Regions from separate parts of the Mus musculus genome. Here region 1 is linked to region 2. A link is a loop called in an ENCODE intact Hi-C map of the cell type or tissue named here. Cell type or tissue: heart. All regions are shown on one strand. Each heading gives the region's core, and the rest is flanking DNA. Links, peaks and the distances in the headings are about the cores only.

Region 1 (8,346 bases), core at 230-8,229, 390 kb before region 2:
TGAGTTCAAATCCCAGCAACCACATGGTGGCTCAGATCTCATAATGAGATCTGATGCCCTCTTCTGGTGCATCTGAAGACAGCTACAGTGTACTTAGATATAATAATAAATCTTAAAAAAAAATAAACTAAGACTTGGATGATTATTAATTTGCTCAAAGTGAAGCATCAGAAAGTAAACTACCAGGATATCTGACCATGGTAAAGCCTCTGCTTATTCTGTATAGAACATCTTCTGTGGTAGAGTCTACAGGAGGTAGAACTTGTAGGACTTTTCGTTTTAGAGGTGAGGGTGAAGTGAGGATAATTAGCAGGATTTTAAACTGCATTTAGTACTGCATTAACACACAAAGCACGAGAAAGCCCTAACAGGTGTGTATATTTTGACAATGTTTGATCCTTCCAATATGCTGCCATTGTGTACTACATTTCAGTGCTAGACAGCCTAGCATTGAAGACAAGGGAAAGGAGACAGTTTTATAGGAGCAACAGGACACAGGAACATGAGCATGAAGTAGCCTTGGCAGTAGACGTTCCTTTGAAGAAATGATATGCAAGGGAGAAAAAGCAACAGGTTTCATTCAACTGAGGACACTCATGGAAGTTTACCGATGGTCTAAGTGAGTGTAGTAAATGTGCAGAAGTAAAGAGGAGAGATGTGAGTCCGTTGCTCTAAGGAGCAAAGCGTCCATGAGTTTCCATGAGAAGAGGGCAGTGGGAGGGGCCTGGAGCAGATCCCACTTGTAAGGCTCTTAGGTTTGGGGGTTGTTTGTTGCCGTTGTCTGTTTTGTTTCATTAACCTAGCAACGATCACTCCTCTGGCGGTGAGGAGAACTTGGATTTTAGGTGTGACCTGGGAATGTTGAGTGGAGTATGGACAAGGCATCTTTCCACCTTTATTTATTAACGTTGCTTGGTGTTTGAACCATCATGTGTATCTTTTGCCTTGAGCATTTTACCTTGGTGAGCATGTGGGTAGTTTCCAGTTTGACTTCTATCAGACAGACCTGTAAGAAACACTGTGTGAGGCAAGCCTACTCAATGTTCATGCACGATTGACTTGCTAAAGTAGATGTGTTTTAAGGAACTTTTTCTTAGTAATAACTTTATTGAAATCTCTTCTATATACTATGCATGCCACTCAGTTGAAATGTAGAATAAATCAAAACTTAAATAGTTTTCTAACTTTATAAAGAAATCCTGGTCTCATCAGCTCCCCTTACTTCCATCCGCTCCATGCCAACAACTCATATAAATAGAATTATATGGCACTGGTGTTTGTATCAAATTTCCCTCACTTTGAACAGTGTTTTCCTATACCAGTTCTTTCCTTATATTGATGAGCAAGTGATATTGCAGGGTATGGTGAGCCATACATCTTTATCAATCATCAATTGCTGGACATTTGAAATAGCTACCTGACTGTTAGGAGTAATGCTGTCAGGGACACCTACGTGCAAGGTTTTGTGAAAGCATGTGTTTTTAATCCTGGATAATACTTTAACTCAGAAGATTTACCATTTTTAGGAATATCTGTTTAACAATTTATGGCAACTTTGTCCCTAAAATATCAATATATCTTTCTGACTGTAGACTTGTGTTTTCTCTGTATCCTGGTGATGACTGAACACTGTCCATCTTTAAAAGTTAGTCAGCTTTTGACAAGGGATTACACATTCTAATTGACATTTGTTCTGCGTCCTAATGAACCTGAGCTCAGGCCTTTGCTCACGTGTAAGCCTGCAGCTGTGCTGTCCTCTGGGAACTGCCTCTGCTCATCATCTGCTGTTGTAGGCGGAGGGCTGGCTTACCACAGTGTCTGAGGCTCTGGAAGTCCTTTAGTTCTTTACAATTCAGGGCATCTCTCCCAACCTTTTCTTTTTTTTTTTTTTTCTCTCTCTCTCTCTTTTTATTAGGTATTTCCCTCGTTTACACTTCCAATGCTATCCCAAAAGTCCCCCATACCCACCCCCCCACCCCCTATCCCAACCTTTTCTTAAGTAAATTTTGTTTAGTGATATCTTTTCTTCCCAAGGGTTTCACTTCTATAATATTCAATCATTTGAACTTTTTTGTCAGTTAGGATTTGGTTGCTCTTCCCCCATATCAACTCCCCAGATAAAACTAATACTTTCTAGTATTTTCTTCAAATGTCTAATATTTTCTTATGTCTTGTCCATTCATCATTTTTATACATTTATTTGATGATTCATTGTAAGCAATAGTTGATGGTCATTAGCTTAAAGATAAGTGGAAAATATGGAAATGTAAACTCTAAGGAATATGATCATTTCTATAACTAAGTAATATCATTTTAAATTATGATTTATCAGAACTAGTAAATCAGAAATGCTGCTGTCCTGAAATTGTACTACTTCTACAACACATTAGCTAGAGCCAGATTGTTAGGTAAAGTTAGTATCCTAGTTAAATCCACATTTGAGATAATCGGTCATTCTGTAGTGTAAGTGTGCATGTATGCTTAACTTGAACAGGATTGTATATTTCAAACAACATCCAGAATATAAATGTAAATGATATGCTGGTTAGTTTTTATTGTCAGCTTGACACAACCTAGCCTCACCTAGGAAGAGACAACTTTGGTTAACTAAGGAACAGTCCAAATCAGGTTGGCTTACATGATAGTTTAAGTGAGGATGACCCTCAGGCTCAGAGATTAGCTTGTTTAGCTACCAGCTGGTGAACGGTTTGAGAGGGAGTAGAAGGATTAGGAGCTGTGGCCTTGTTGGAGTTGGTGTGGCCTTGGAGGAAAATTTCAGTAAAAAGTAACAAGTTTAAGAAGTCTATTGTAAAACTGACTGTAGGTAATGACTAGTCTCTACTTGAAAACTACCGAGAATAGACTAAGTATTGTCGTCTCTCAAATATGTATATGAGGCAAAAAGTTTTCAAATATCTACAATGATCCATTTAAAATATGCTACTAAATTCAGGAAATGAGGCTCCATCTGTCTTGGTGATGAAGTGCACAGATCTGGTCAAGAACCACGCTCAAGTATCTGGCTTAGGTGATATTTCTTTCTCTCTCTTTCTCTTTTCTCCTGGTTTTTTGAAAAAGATGAATATTTCAGGTTATGTTGTATAGTATATATACAACGTTTATTTTGAATTATAGATAAAATTGTATATTACCTTTTGGTAAAAAAAAAAGTTTTATTTCTTTGCCATCAAACTAAATAGTAGCCGGGCGTGGTGGCGCACGCCTTTAATCCCAGCACTTGGGAGGCAAGGCAGAAGCAGGCAGATTTCTGAGTTCGAGGTCAGCCTGATCTACAAAGTGAGTTCCGGGACAGCCAGGACTACACAGAGCAACCCTGTCTCGAAAAACCAAAACCAAACCAAACCAAACAAACAAACAAAAAGACAAAAAAAAAACAAATAAACAACAAAAAAAATCAAACCAGTAGTTTGAAAATTCAATTGGAAATTTGGATACTCTTCATTTCTCTGTTATGAGATAATATAGGCAATGGCAAGATAGTCATAAAATTGCCAATTTCTTGTAAGCAAAAAGTAAAGACTGAGACTTTTAAAGAAAATCCAATGTAAGTAAGTTCTGTAAATGATATGAAAATATTGTTTCACAACTTGGTATAAAAATTATTAGATTTAGTTTTACTGTTGTGCTTAATCTAAGATGATAATAATATTAAGTTTATATTCTGCTTGAGGGTATGAGAATAATGCATTTTGAAATATTATCATCCAGTGCTAGTCATAGTAGTATTCTCCATGTGGAAGAAGTAGAAGATCAGGAGTTCAAGGGCCACCATCTTCAGCTACATAGTATTCTGAGGCAGCTCGTAGTAAAAGTAATATCTAAGCCAGATATGAGCATGTGATTCTCCACCAGATCTGAATACTTCATCACTAAGATAGATGGAGGTCTAATTTTCTGTATTTAGTAGCATGATATTTTAAACCAACCATTGTAGACACTTGACTAACCCCATGGAAATCCATGGTGTAATATCTGGCTGTAACACTAGGTGGTGGTAATGCATTTTAGACTGTGGACCCTGGTTCTCAACATAATGTGCTTTTCTTTAACAGGAAGATTTGCCTCTGCTCACAGTTTAGAGGAAAGGAAACAGGCTGTTTGCTAACCATAGAATATCATTTCTACCCTATCTGCTATTTGCTGTACTCCTAAACCCTGGTGGCTGCAACCCAAGGACTCAAATGTTTTTATTTTATACTATTAATCCTCCTAAAGTTTATGGACAATTCCAAAGAGGTTTTCCTTGTAGATAGTAGATATACTTGTGATAGTAATGTTTTTCATATTTGAAGTTGAATTGAGAAAAGCTTTTTAATCTATGTTTATGGTCCTACTTACTTACTTACTACTTACATTAGCTTTAAGTGTCAGTATACGGAAAGCCTTCCTGCCAGCCCAGGTGAGTGCCAGCCTGTGAGTGCGTAGTGTCTGTATCAGAACCTACTGTGCTGCGTCAGCTGCAGGGTTACTACTTGCTTGACCTTACGTCAGTGAGTCTAGCCTTCTGCTGGTGGCCCATTAGTGTTCACCAGGCTGGCCCAGCCTGTGCTTCTGAGCTCTACTGCCAGCTGCTTGTCTCCAGTTAGAAGTCCCCAAAGTAGCTCAGTCACAGTTTGCATAAAAGTGAAGTCATGCTCAGCCTTCACACAAATCCAGAATATCTTTCTTGAAGTCTTCCTTCCAGTTAATCACTGTTTATCGTGTTTGCCATGGTTATGGGTTTAAGGAACTGAATGTGGTGTCACACACCTGTGGTTCCAGGTACAGAGGAGCCTAAGGTGAAAGGACCCTTGAAGTCAAGGGTTTGGAGCTGTCCTGTGCAACACTGTAAAGCCCCATGTTGAAAAACCAGGAATCTCAGGCAGATTTTCATTCCTTACCTGAGTATGTTAATTTTCATTCTTTCTTATCTTTGGGTTTACATTTTTCTTCTTGTCTTCTCTGGTCTTAGAATTTTCTACATATACCATCAGATTAAATTCAGATGTTGCCATTCTTCCCTGACATGGAAACATGTTCTGCCACACTCTACTCTGTGTGAGTGTGTGTATGTACATATGTAGAGAGCTTGTATCATTTCTCTTTGCCCTTCGTCAGCTCTTTATAAGGCAGAGACTATGTCTTAGTCATCACTGTTTCACAGCCTTAAGCACACTGGCTGCTTTCACTTAGAATAGAAAGGAGTAGCTTGAAGTATCCATGTTTTGCCAGACAGTGGTGGTGTACACCTTTAGTCCCAGCACTTGGGAAGAAAGAGACAAATGGATCTCTGAGTTTGAGGCCAGACTGTTCTACAGAGCAAGTTTGAGAACAGCTGGGACTACACAGAAAAACCCTGTGTTTAAAAACAACAAACAAAAATACAAAGAAAAAAAAAACAAACAAAAAGGAAGGAAGAGAGCGAGAAAAAGGAAGGAAGAAGAAAGAAAGAAGCAAAAATTATGTTTTAAGTGCTATTTAGTTATGGTCACCATTATCCCATAATAAATACTAATACTTATGATTTAACAAGCAAGCTCTTTTTTTTTAGAAAATAAGGGTCAGTCAAGTTACCTCTTTTTATGGAGGTGTGTGTGTGTGTGTGTGTGTGTGTATACGTGGATATATATATTACGTGGATATATATATATATATATATATATATATATATCCATGTCCTATACATATATATATATATAGAGAGAGAGAGAGACACATGTGTGTGTGTGTGTGTGTGTGTATGTGGATATATATATATATCCTATACATATATATATAGACATATATAGATATCTATATATACTATACATATATATGTGTGTGTATATATATATATATATACACACATACATACATACATACATACACATATGTGTGTGTATGTATATATGTTTGTATATGTGTATGTATGTCCACACACATATACATATATATACACACACACATGTGAATATGAGTGTGTGTGTGTATTTGTGTGTGTGTGTGTGTGTGTGTGTGTGTGTGTGTGTGTGTATGTGTGTGTGTGTCTTTGGGTTACCAAGTGATTTTTTTCTTAACTAAAAAATTAACATTAAATACTTTTATAAATAGTTTTAATCTACATTTGAACCATTACATTTACCCAGTACAAAGCTACCTGGTATCATTTTATAATAAATAGTGATAACATGATTATTTGATTTAACTTTTTTATTGTTTTATTTACTACATCCCAACCACAGTTTCCTCTCCTTCCCTACCCCTTCAATCTCTCCCCTTCAACTCCCCTTTCCATCAGATCCACGTCCCCATCCACTTTCCCTCAGAAAAGAGCAGGACTCCCAGGGACATCAACCAAACACAGCATAACAAGGACCAGGAACATACTATCATTGATTTGACATCTTAGTAAATACGTGCAGAGGTTTAAAGATAGTTTTAGGTGAAAGAAACATTTTGCCATGGTTTGAATATAAATATATTTATGCACATATATATATGCACACACATGACTCAGACTTACATATACTAATGCAGTGTTGAATTTGGTTTTGTTTATTTTATTTTATTTTTTTTTTTTTTGCAGAACTTCTCGGTATCCATGAACAAGCAGCTGTAGGATTCTTAACACTAATGGAAGCTTTACGATATTGTAAGGTAAACTGTCTTGAGGGGTTTGAATATGCCCACACTGTGGACAGTATTTTCACTCTGATGGTCATTAACTTCAGCTCCTGGCTGTCACCACTCATCACTGTCTTACTTCCTTGCTGAGCTCCCAACCCAAACTAAGTGTTAAGAAATGAAGGCGGCTAGTTGTACTTGCTTTCCTGTGAAGGGAGTGAGTGACAGAGCAAAGAACAAAATACTATATAAAGTAGAAATATACATGGTTCACTATAAATATGCTATTAAGCTGTTTCGCCTTGAACCTTCATTGTTGTAATTGAGGTGCCTACCTGTGCAGTCCTCAATGGCTATTAAATATTGCAATATTTTACATGAAGCTCACATCAGTTTTCTCACTTAAAAGATGCCATATTCTTAGACAAAGGATGATGTAGATTTGTAGATTTTTTTTTCCATTTTAGAATGTTTATATCATATAGTGGTTCTGATGACAGTGACAATTTTTAGTAACATTAACAAGTGTCTTGGCTGGGTGGTGGTTGTACACAGCTTTCATCCCAGCAAAAGCAGGTGGATCTCTGAGTTCAAAGCCAGCCTGGTCCACAGAGCAAGTCCCAGGGCAGCCAGAGCTGCCCAGAGAAACCCTGTCTTGAAACCTCCCTCCCACGGCCCTCCCTCCTTGCCTCAAACAAAACAAAACAAAACACCCCCCCAAAACAAAACAAACACCAATCTAAAGAAGCATTTTCTCCTTTGTGTGTGTGGGGAGAGGCACATGTGCATGCACACACATTACTGTTTCTGTTATTGTCTGTCAGACATCATTCCTTCCTCATGACATCTTCTGCCATAAACAGAGATGTAAGAGCAGTACAGGATCTCTTCTGACCTTGTAAGTAGTGACTATGCACAACAGTAATACCTCCCTTTTCAGAGATTTTTAATTCTATAAATTAATGCTATTCTAAGACAGCCTGGCAATCAGAGACTTAAACTGAGATTCCTCTTTCTAGTACATACACATGCTCATCTATCCTGGAGAAGAGTATGCACCTATGCGCGCGTGCTGGCTCTCTCTCTCTCTCTCTCTCTCTCTCTCTCTCTCTCTCTCTCTCACACACACACACACACACACACACACACACACACACACACACTTTACTTGTCACCAAGTTACAGATTTTTAAAGGATTTTTCCATTTACTTTTTTTTGTTGCTCTGATAAAATAACCTGACCAAAGAAACTAGAGAAGGAAGAATTTATTTTGACTTATAGCTCCAGAGGGTTAGAGTCCATCATGTCAGGGACTACACTCTATGGTGGGAAGAATAGGAAGCAGAGAGAGAACAGGAAGTGGGCCAAAGGTTATAACCTCTAAATCTCGCTTCCAGTGATGTACATCCTTCAGCAATGTTCTACCTCCTAAGATTTGATAAACTCCCAGACAGCACCCCTGACTGGGGGCCAGGTGCTCAGATATGTGTACTCAGGGGGCTGGTTCTCTTTTAAACCCCATAGCCATGTTGTGTAAATCTTCAACTGGATCCTATCTTCTCAGTCAGTGTTGTTCCCTCCATTGCCCCGTTCCAGCCACATTGGGGGTCTGCCATTTCCCAGTCTCCCATCTCGTTACATAAATGGTTGACTTGTCCCTTGGGTTGATTTTAAGTTGTGTCAGAAGAAGTATTTCCTGACATTTCCTCAGTTACTCTCCAGATTTGGTTGTGAGCCTAGCC
Region 2 (8,346 bases), core at 229-8,228:
GTAACAAATTGTTCCCTGAGACCAAGGTTTACAAGATCGAGTTTTACAAACCCAGCCTGGTGTGAGAAAATCACTTGTCCCTTGCTTCTCTCTGAAGGCTTCTTTAGAGTAATTAGCTCTCACTTTGGTCTGTCTTCTCCTTATTCAGCCAAATAGCCTGGAAACATGGAAGAATACCTTGTTTATTTTGTATTAATTAGAGATAGCAATAAAAATAAAAAGACTTTTAAACCTCCAGGACTCCAGTGCAATGCATGGAACCCAAAGTAAATGATTACCAAGTGGAGAAAGAACAAGGGACTGCCAGGCTCCGCACACACAGGGACGTGGTTTGGGCTTAGAATGACTTCCACACAGCAAATAATCTGAAAATTCTCCCTCACGATGGTCATCAAAGTATGTGTGGAGCAAAGTGAAAAGGCATATAGAACATGTACATACAGGCTATAGAAGTCATGTAGAACACCTATGTATAGGCTGTAGAACTCATATATAACATATATGTGCAGGTTGTAGAATGGTTCAGTCTTTGTCACGGCATAGTGGCCCAAGACCTTGGCTAAAAATGGTCCTTAAATGATGTACCAGAGTTCATCCTTTGCCATTCATGGGAATAATATGTATATTGTGTATCTATGAACACAAATATGACCAAAATCTGATCCCAGTTTTCAGAACATACATCAGTACAGGAATATGCTAACATAAAGCATAATCAGCAAAATTCAGACTCACAAAATCTATGAGAAAAGCAATCCAATTCTGTTTCAATAATTAAACACCAAGGGTGGGGGAAGGCCATAGGGAACTAACTATTCAGTGGTTTTGAGCATTGGTTGCTCCTCCAGAGGACCCAGGCCCACATCGCAGATTATAAACATCTGTAACTCCAGTTCCAGATGCGCCAAACCCTCTCCTGAACTTTGAGGACACCTGGCAAACACTGGTGCTGCCTATGTTCTTGCAGGCCAAACACTCATATACACAAAATGACTCTAACAATAGTCAAGAGGTACTTGAGCAGTTGGAATGTGTAGATTTTATTTCAACGAGGGTGTCAAATGAATCGCTAAAATGTTAGCACACAGTTGTATACATTTGAGCCCCAACTAGCTACTTTATGTCATATGGAATCACTAATGGTCATTTTCAAGTGTGAACATGGTGGAGTTGTATTTAAACAAAGTCCAGGAGTATGTCCTGAAGTGATGAGATTTGCTTCAAATAATCAGAGAGAGAAAGGGAAAGAGAGAGAGAGAGAAAGAGAGAGAGAGAGAGAGAGAGAGAGAGAGAGAGAGAGAGAGAGAGGTGTAAGACAAGAAATGTATAAGATTCGGACCGGTTGTGAATTAGTAATTGTTAAACTACAACAATAGAATCTGGGAACATTATCAGAACCAATTAAGCGGAGGGGGAGAAGGGAGGGAAGTTATAACATTGTGTAGAAGGAGCTCTTGTATACATTTACCTGACTGCAAGAATGACCTCAGAGAAAAGGCCAGAACCACAACCTCACACAAAGGCCACTCTAACACCACATAAAACCCACCACTGTGCACACACCTGCCAGCAGCTGCCTTTCACTCTGTGCTGATAGTGTCCTTGTCCTCCCTTCCTGTGTCTCAGTGCTGCAGGAAATCCTTTCCATTTCGACTTGGCAAACACCCCATTTGCCTCGGTTGACCTCAGTAAATCTGCCCTTGGTTGACAGGGGTGCATTGCGTCTGGGTTAACCCCTTTTCTGCAAAGACATGGATCTTTGGAGAGTCTTGTTGTTTTAACTAACACGATCACCCCCCTGTCCCATTCTGTGTATATATTTGACATTTAAAATTTTTAGAGAGAAGGGGAGACTGTCAGTACTCTCATGTACAGCAAGCAGGAATGTGTTACCACTGTTTGAAGGGCTATTTTGAATACTGGAAATAAAGTGGAATAGGTGCCTTCTGAGAGCCTATCATTCTGCTTGTGGGCTTTTAGAGAACGGAAATTCTAAGAGGTTAATTACCCTTTAAATGGCTTCTTAAACTCCTGGAGTAATGCTTCCTAACACGGCTAGGGCATTGACTGCTGTGAGGAATAACTTGCTACATTTGATGAGGGAATATGAAGAGAAAGTGTCTGGCATGACAGTATTTTCAGCACATCTTGTTACGAAATATCTAAGGATGCCTCACACTTGAGCAAGAGTGCCTCTTCCATGGGTGTTTGATGCAATAGTAGAGAAGCTGATATGGTAGAGGCATGTATCAACGAAAGGATGCTTCAGACAAACCTCAGCACATTCGGTCTTCCAGCTCCAATATCACTGAGCTTCAACCAACAGCAGATCAAATACATGGAACTGGGAAGATGGCTCAGTGGCTGTTCTGGCTACTTTTGTGTCAACTTGACACAGCTGGAGTTATCACAGAGAAAGGAGCTTCAGTTGGGGAAATGCCTCCATGAGATCCAACTGTAAGGCATTTTCTCAATTAGTGATCAAGAGGGGAGGTCCCGTTGTGGGTGATGCCATCTCTGGGCTGGTAGTCTTGGTTCTATAAGAGAGCAGGATGAGCAAGCCAGTAAAGAACATCCCTCCATGGCCTTTGCATCAGCTCCTGCTTCCTGACCTGCTTAAGTTCCAGTCCTGACTTCCTTGGTGATGAACAGCAGTATAGAAGTGTAAGCTGAATAAACCTTTTCCTTCCCAACTTGCTTCTTGGTCATGATGTTTGTGCAGGAATAGAAACCTTGACTAAGACAGTGGTTAAGAGCACTTACTGCTCTTCTAGAGGACCTCAATTCAGTTGCCAGCACCCATACCAGTGGCTAACAATCCTCTGCAGGAGATCTATTGCCTCTGGCTCCTGGAGGTCCTTGTACTCACAAGATGCACATTCCCACATGCAGGCTCATATCTAAAAACAATAAAACTGACTTTGAAATACATTACCAAAAGATATGACTGTGTTGAACATGTGTTTGTTTGAGTCTTTTTTCACTGAAGAATACAAAGAAACAACCATTTAAGAAGCATTTCTATTTTCTCAGGAGCCCTGGGTATCATAGAGATGACTGGAGGTTTGCAAAGGAATCTGCATGGGTTGGATGCAAATCTGATAGTATTTTACATAAGGAGCATGGTGTGTGTGTGTGTGTGTGTGTGTGTGTGTGTGTGTGTGTGTGTGTGGTATGGTGTGTTCTTTTACTCTTATTTGTACTCTGAAATAGTAATGAAGAAAAATAACAAATTAGCGATGCTTGCTTGATAGCTCCAATCATGGGCCCAGGGGTGTCGAGAAAAACAACACCAGAGAGCTACTCGTTCATTCCTTTGCCTAATCAATTTTGTAGCCTCAGTGACTAGGTGTTTTTATTTTGATTCTTTTATTTAAAGGAAGAGATTTGGAAGTCTCGGTTCTGTTTTCAGAGTAACACAGGTGCTCTTGAATGTGAATGATTTGTGGCAGGATGCCTGTGTTCCTCCAAATGGTAAAACCTGGAGAGACTATACTAACAGAAGCCTTCAGATTCCCAAAGGAGAGAAAGTGAAGATAAATTCCCAATGAACTTTATCTCTGTGTTTAAAAATCTGCGTTTTGCTCAGGTACAAAATTTTAGAGCATAAGAAAAAGTAGAAAGCATGATTTGGATTGTAAACTGCTAAGGACAAAGGAGTTTTCCTCTTCACACTATTCCAGAACCAAGGCTGAAGTTTGACGTAAAAAATGGTATACTAGCACCACCTACTGGACACGCTTAGGTAATACATAGACACTCAAGAAGGTCCTAAAATGCAAGGTGAAATAAAAACATAGATTGTTAATTTTGGTTGTTGTTGTTGTTGTTATTGTTGTGTTGTTGTTGTTGTTGTTGTCGTCGTCGTCGTCATCGTCGTCGTCGTCGTCGTCATCATCGTCGTCGTCTCTGGTACTAGAGATGGAAGCCATGGCAGCCTTCATGCAGGAATCAAATTCCCTCTACCACTAAAGTCACACCTCTAACCTTATTTACTTTAATTTTCGGACTTGTGGCACAGACTATATAAAAGCACACCGTATGCATCCCCCTGAATAGGATATGACTATCGCAATCACAAAATCACAGAAGCGGAAGGTACCTGCACAAGATTAAGCCAACCACAGTTCTGGCATACATGGAGGATGGTCCCTGACCCCAACTGGATAGTGGCTGGGGAGGGGCTCACTCTGCTCCGAAGATGTATCCAGGGGTAGATTCCATGCTCTACCACCCACACATGTATACACAGAAATAACTGGATTTAGTGGGTAATTAAAGAATAAATCAAAAGACATGAAATTGGGAGGGGACACATTGAGAGGATGTGGAAGGATCCAAAGAGGAAAGTGGAGATTAAATTGTCACAGGGTATACACCGACTACTCCGACACTGTTTTAAGCCAATAGAAAGACTTCATTACCAGGCCAACCACTACACTGGTTGTTCAGGACCCCAGTACAGCCCAAACCTTTCCCAGGGTGAGCTTTTGAAGCAGAAAAACCTTGTTCTGAGCTGACATACTTCAATTAGCAAGAACAGTTAACTAGAAGAGGAACTACAGAAGCCAAAAAAAGCAAAGTTGGTACATTTAGAGACTTTCCCAGAAGTGTGGACTTTGATGGAGTAAGTAGGCATGCTGTGCTTTATGGCCTGAATAATACTTCTATCGCAGAGTCAGCTGTGCTAAGGTCTGAAGACCTGTTAAAATGTGTGATCACAAAATTCTCAAAACTAAAAAAGTTAAATCTGAGTATTAGACACACAAAAAGGAGGTGTTTCAACCCATAAGATGGGAGCTGTCAGAAACTATAAACATATTAACACCACTGCCAAAGTATTACAGGAAAAAAAGAGACTTTTAAATTATTTTCCTACCTCACTCATTGGCGTGAAGTGATAATCAGGGCAGGAATACAAGGAAAAAAAAAAACTTAATCAGTTTTCCCAGAGAAGCCACTTTGGCTTGTAGCCTTGCCCATTTCTGTGGTGCAAACATCCCTGTGATTGCCAAAGTCAACATGGAGCTTCTGACCACAGAACCAGAATGAAGAAGCAGTCTCCAGAGAGCTCAGAGTCAAGCAGATAGTCCTTTCCACAAGTGGTAAGAAAGACGACACACCATGGCACCTCCCAAAAATGTTAAGTCACCATCTCTGAAGGATGGCAAATCAATAAGACACCCATCGCCCCAATTTATATAATTCCAAAAAAAAAAAAAAAAAACAAAAAAAAAAAAAAAAAAGAAAGAAAACCAAAATCTAAGACAGAGCAGCTTCTCAAGTCTGAAAGAATCCAGGCTGGAGGGCACAGGAACAGTGAAGGAGCTGAGGACAGGATCCTTCAGGTCTCCATCTGCACCCCAGAGCTAAGACTGTCCCTCGGCTCTCCCAACCCAAACCCCACCCAGGAAAGAGCTGGTCTCCCCAGGAGTGCTGACACACTTAAGATCACAGACTCAGGGGCCCACAGGAGGGACAAGCTCCAGTCAGAGACAGCAAGACCGACGAACACCAGCGATAACCAGATGGCAAGAGGCAAGCACAAGAAACTTACCAACAGAAACCAAGGATACTTGGCATCACCAGAACCAAGTTCTCCCACCACAGCAAGTCCTGGATACTCCAACACACCTGAAAAGCAAGATTTGTATTTAAAATCATACCTCATGATGATGATAGAGGACTTTTAGAAGGATATAAATAACTTCCTTAAAGAAATACAGGAGAACACAGTTAAACAGGTAGAAGCCCTTAAAGAGGAAACACAATAATCCCTTAAAGGATTATAGGAAAACACAATCGACCAGGTGAAGGAATTGAACAAAACCATCCAGGATCTAAAAATGGAAATAGAAACAATAAAGAAATCACGAAGGGAGACAATGCTGGAGATACAAAACCTAGGAAAGAGGTCAAGAGTCATAGATGCAAGCATCACCAGAGACTCTAGGTGCAGAAGATACCATAGAAATCATTGACACAACAGTCAAAGAAAATGAAAAATGTAAAAAGCTCCTAACCCAAAACATCCAGGAAATCTAGGCCACAATGAGAACAAACCTAAGAATAATAGGTATAGAAGAGAGTGAAGATTCCCAACTTAAAGGGCCAATAAATATCTTCAACAAACTTATAGAAGAAAACTTTCCTAACCTAAAGAAAGAGATGCCCATGAACATACAGGAACCCTACAGAATTCCAAATAGACTGGACCAGAAAAAAAATTCCTCCCATCGCATAACAATCAAAACACCAATGCACAAAACAAAGAAAGAATATTAAAATCAGTAAAGGAAAAAGGTCAAGTAACATATAAAAGCAGACCTATGAGAATTACACCAGACGTCTCATGAGAAACTATAAAAGCCAGAAGATACTGGGCAGATGTCATATAGATCCCAAGAGAACATAAATGTCAGCTCAGGCTAAAATATCCAGCAAAACTCTCAACTAACATAGAAGGAGAAACCAAGATATTCCACGACAAAAACTAATTTACACAATATCTCTCCACAAATCCAACCCTACAAAGGATAATAGATGGAAAACTCCAACACAATGAGGGAAACTATACCCTAGAAAAAGCAAGAAAATAATCTTCTTTTAAGAAACCAAAAAGAAGATAGCCACATAAACATAATTTCACCTCTATCAACAAAAATAACAAGAAGCAACAATCACTTTTCCTTAATACCTCTTAATATTAATGGACTCATTTTCTCAATAAAAAGACATAGACTAACAGACTGGATACTTAAACATGACCTAACATCTTGCTGCACACAGTAAATGCACCTCAGTGACAAAGACAGACACTATCTCAGAGTAAAAGGCTGGAAAAATTTTTTCCAAGCAAACGATCCCAAGACACAAGCTGGAGTAGCCATTCTAATATCGAATAAAATCGACTTTCAAACAAAAGACAGGGAAAGACACTTCATACTCAAAAAAAACCTACAAAAATGAACTTTTAATTCTGAAGATCTATGCTCCAAATGTAAGGGCACCCACATTCATGAAAGAAACTTTACTAAAGCTCAAAGCACACATTGTACCTCAAACAATAATAGTGGGATGTGGAGAGCCGTGAGCAATTGCCATCATGAGCCTCCACTGTGCCTAACTGGTAAACAAGTAATGTGCGCGGGTGCAAGAGTAAATTCATGCCAAGTCACTGCCCATCCCGGGGTGTAGTAGTGGGGTGATGAGTGAGCAGCTAATCAGGAGCTGACACGTCACATGGAGGGGTATATAAGCAGCATCATTTTCCTTGTTTGTTGTTCTTCTTTCGCCTATGCAATCAATGCTCTCCCAATAAACGTGTGCAAAAAGATCCTGTTGCAGCGTGTTCTTCCTGGCCAGTTGAGCATGTGCAAGAAATGGTGCCGAATCCCGGGACGAGAAACATCTTCAGGCATGAGTGAAGACCCCCTGCTACAGGGAGGATTCAGAACTGCATCGCGGGGAAGGAGTGGTTGATAAAGGTTCCTGTAAAACAGACTGTTGAGAAGGATTCGGCGTGGATTCAGAACTCTTCAGCTGGGGAACGGTGGTAATGAAGTGTTCCCGCAACACAGACAGTTGAGAAGGATTCAACTGCATGGATTCAGAACTCTTCAGCTGGGGAACAGGGGTACCCGTAAGTAAAAGGAAATTAATGTGAGTCTCTGAGAGGTATGCTTTCTTACGCAGTAGGTCCGGTAATTGTCGTTGGGGTTGTGTTGCTTGCTTTCTTTCTTAGCCTTGATATTATGCTATTGCCTTAATTTTTCATCACCCTGGACAAGAGTGTATCTGCTGGGGGTAGCTCGGCAGACACATAAGATCATAAAGCAAGTGTAGATAAACTTGTGGATCGACCTTGGGGCTAAGAACCTCACGTAGATAAGTGAGTACCTCAAGGACGCTTTATCCAGGACAAGAAATGTGAGCTAGCTGTTAAGGAAGGGCAATGACTTTTGCAGGAGCACCAGGGAAGCATATCAGAAACAGAGAGAAATGAAAAAGAAGGCACGCGCAGAAAAATAAGTAAAAAAAAAAAAAAAAAAAAAAAAAAGTTAGAGCTCTCCTAGGGACAGAATAAAAACGGGAGACGTCCTGCTCTGGCTCCTATGGAGATATTTTTAGCTTTGATAGGATATTTGTGTCCCTTTGAAACCCCAAGTTTTATTTCTTGTCTGTCTATTGTCTGTTTTTGGTATATGATTATTGTTTTGTGTTTTATGTTGAAAAATATAATTGGTTAAAACTTTATCTGCTGGCTGTCCATCCTTTAACTTGTTTGAAAAGTAGCCTCAATTTGCACAGTAGAAAGTGATAAAAGCACTGTGGCTGGGAGTCAGG

What was found. A loop is a pair of places that touch in the nucleus more often than their neighbours do. Peaks named below come from ENCODE experiments on the same cell type or tissue, not always from the same donor. Only the 100,000 strongest peaks of a DNase experiment are listed, where the experiment ranks them.
Region 1: it touches region 2 in a loop (11-fold over the local background); 19 of 42 quality-filtered maps call a loop at or near these places.

Annotation. Positions count from the first base shown.
Region 1 is chr2:12,384,899-12,393,244 of GRCm38, reverse strand. Mindy3 (MINDY lysine 48 deubiquitinase 3) reads left to right here. Exons shown (of 15, transcript NM_024185.4): 9 at 6,566-6,636. Among named protein-coding and RNA genes, the nearest start is that of Mindy3, 30 kb to the left of the region's middle. In heart, for the core only: a CTCF peak has its summit at 3,997; no DNase peak of the experiment used is centred there; H3K27ac peaks cover 462 bases.
Region 2 is chr2:11,997,829-12,006,174 of GRCm38, reverse strand. No RefSeq gene overlaps it. Among named protein-coding and RNA genes, the nearest start is that of Gm34768, 100 kb to the right of the region's middle. In heart, for the core only: a CTCF peak has its summit at 3,731 (motif pointing left); no DNase peak of the experiment used is centred there.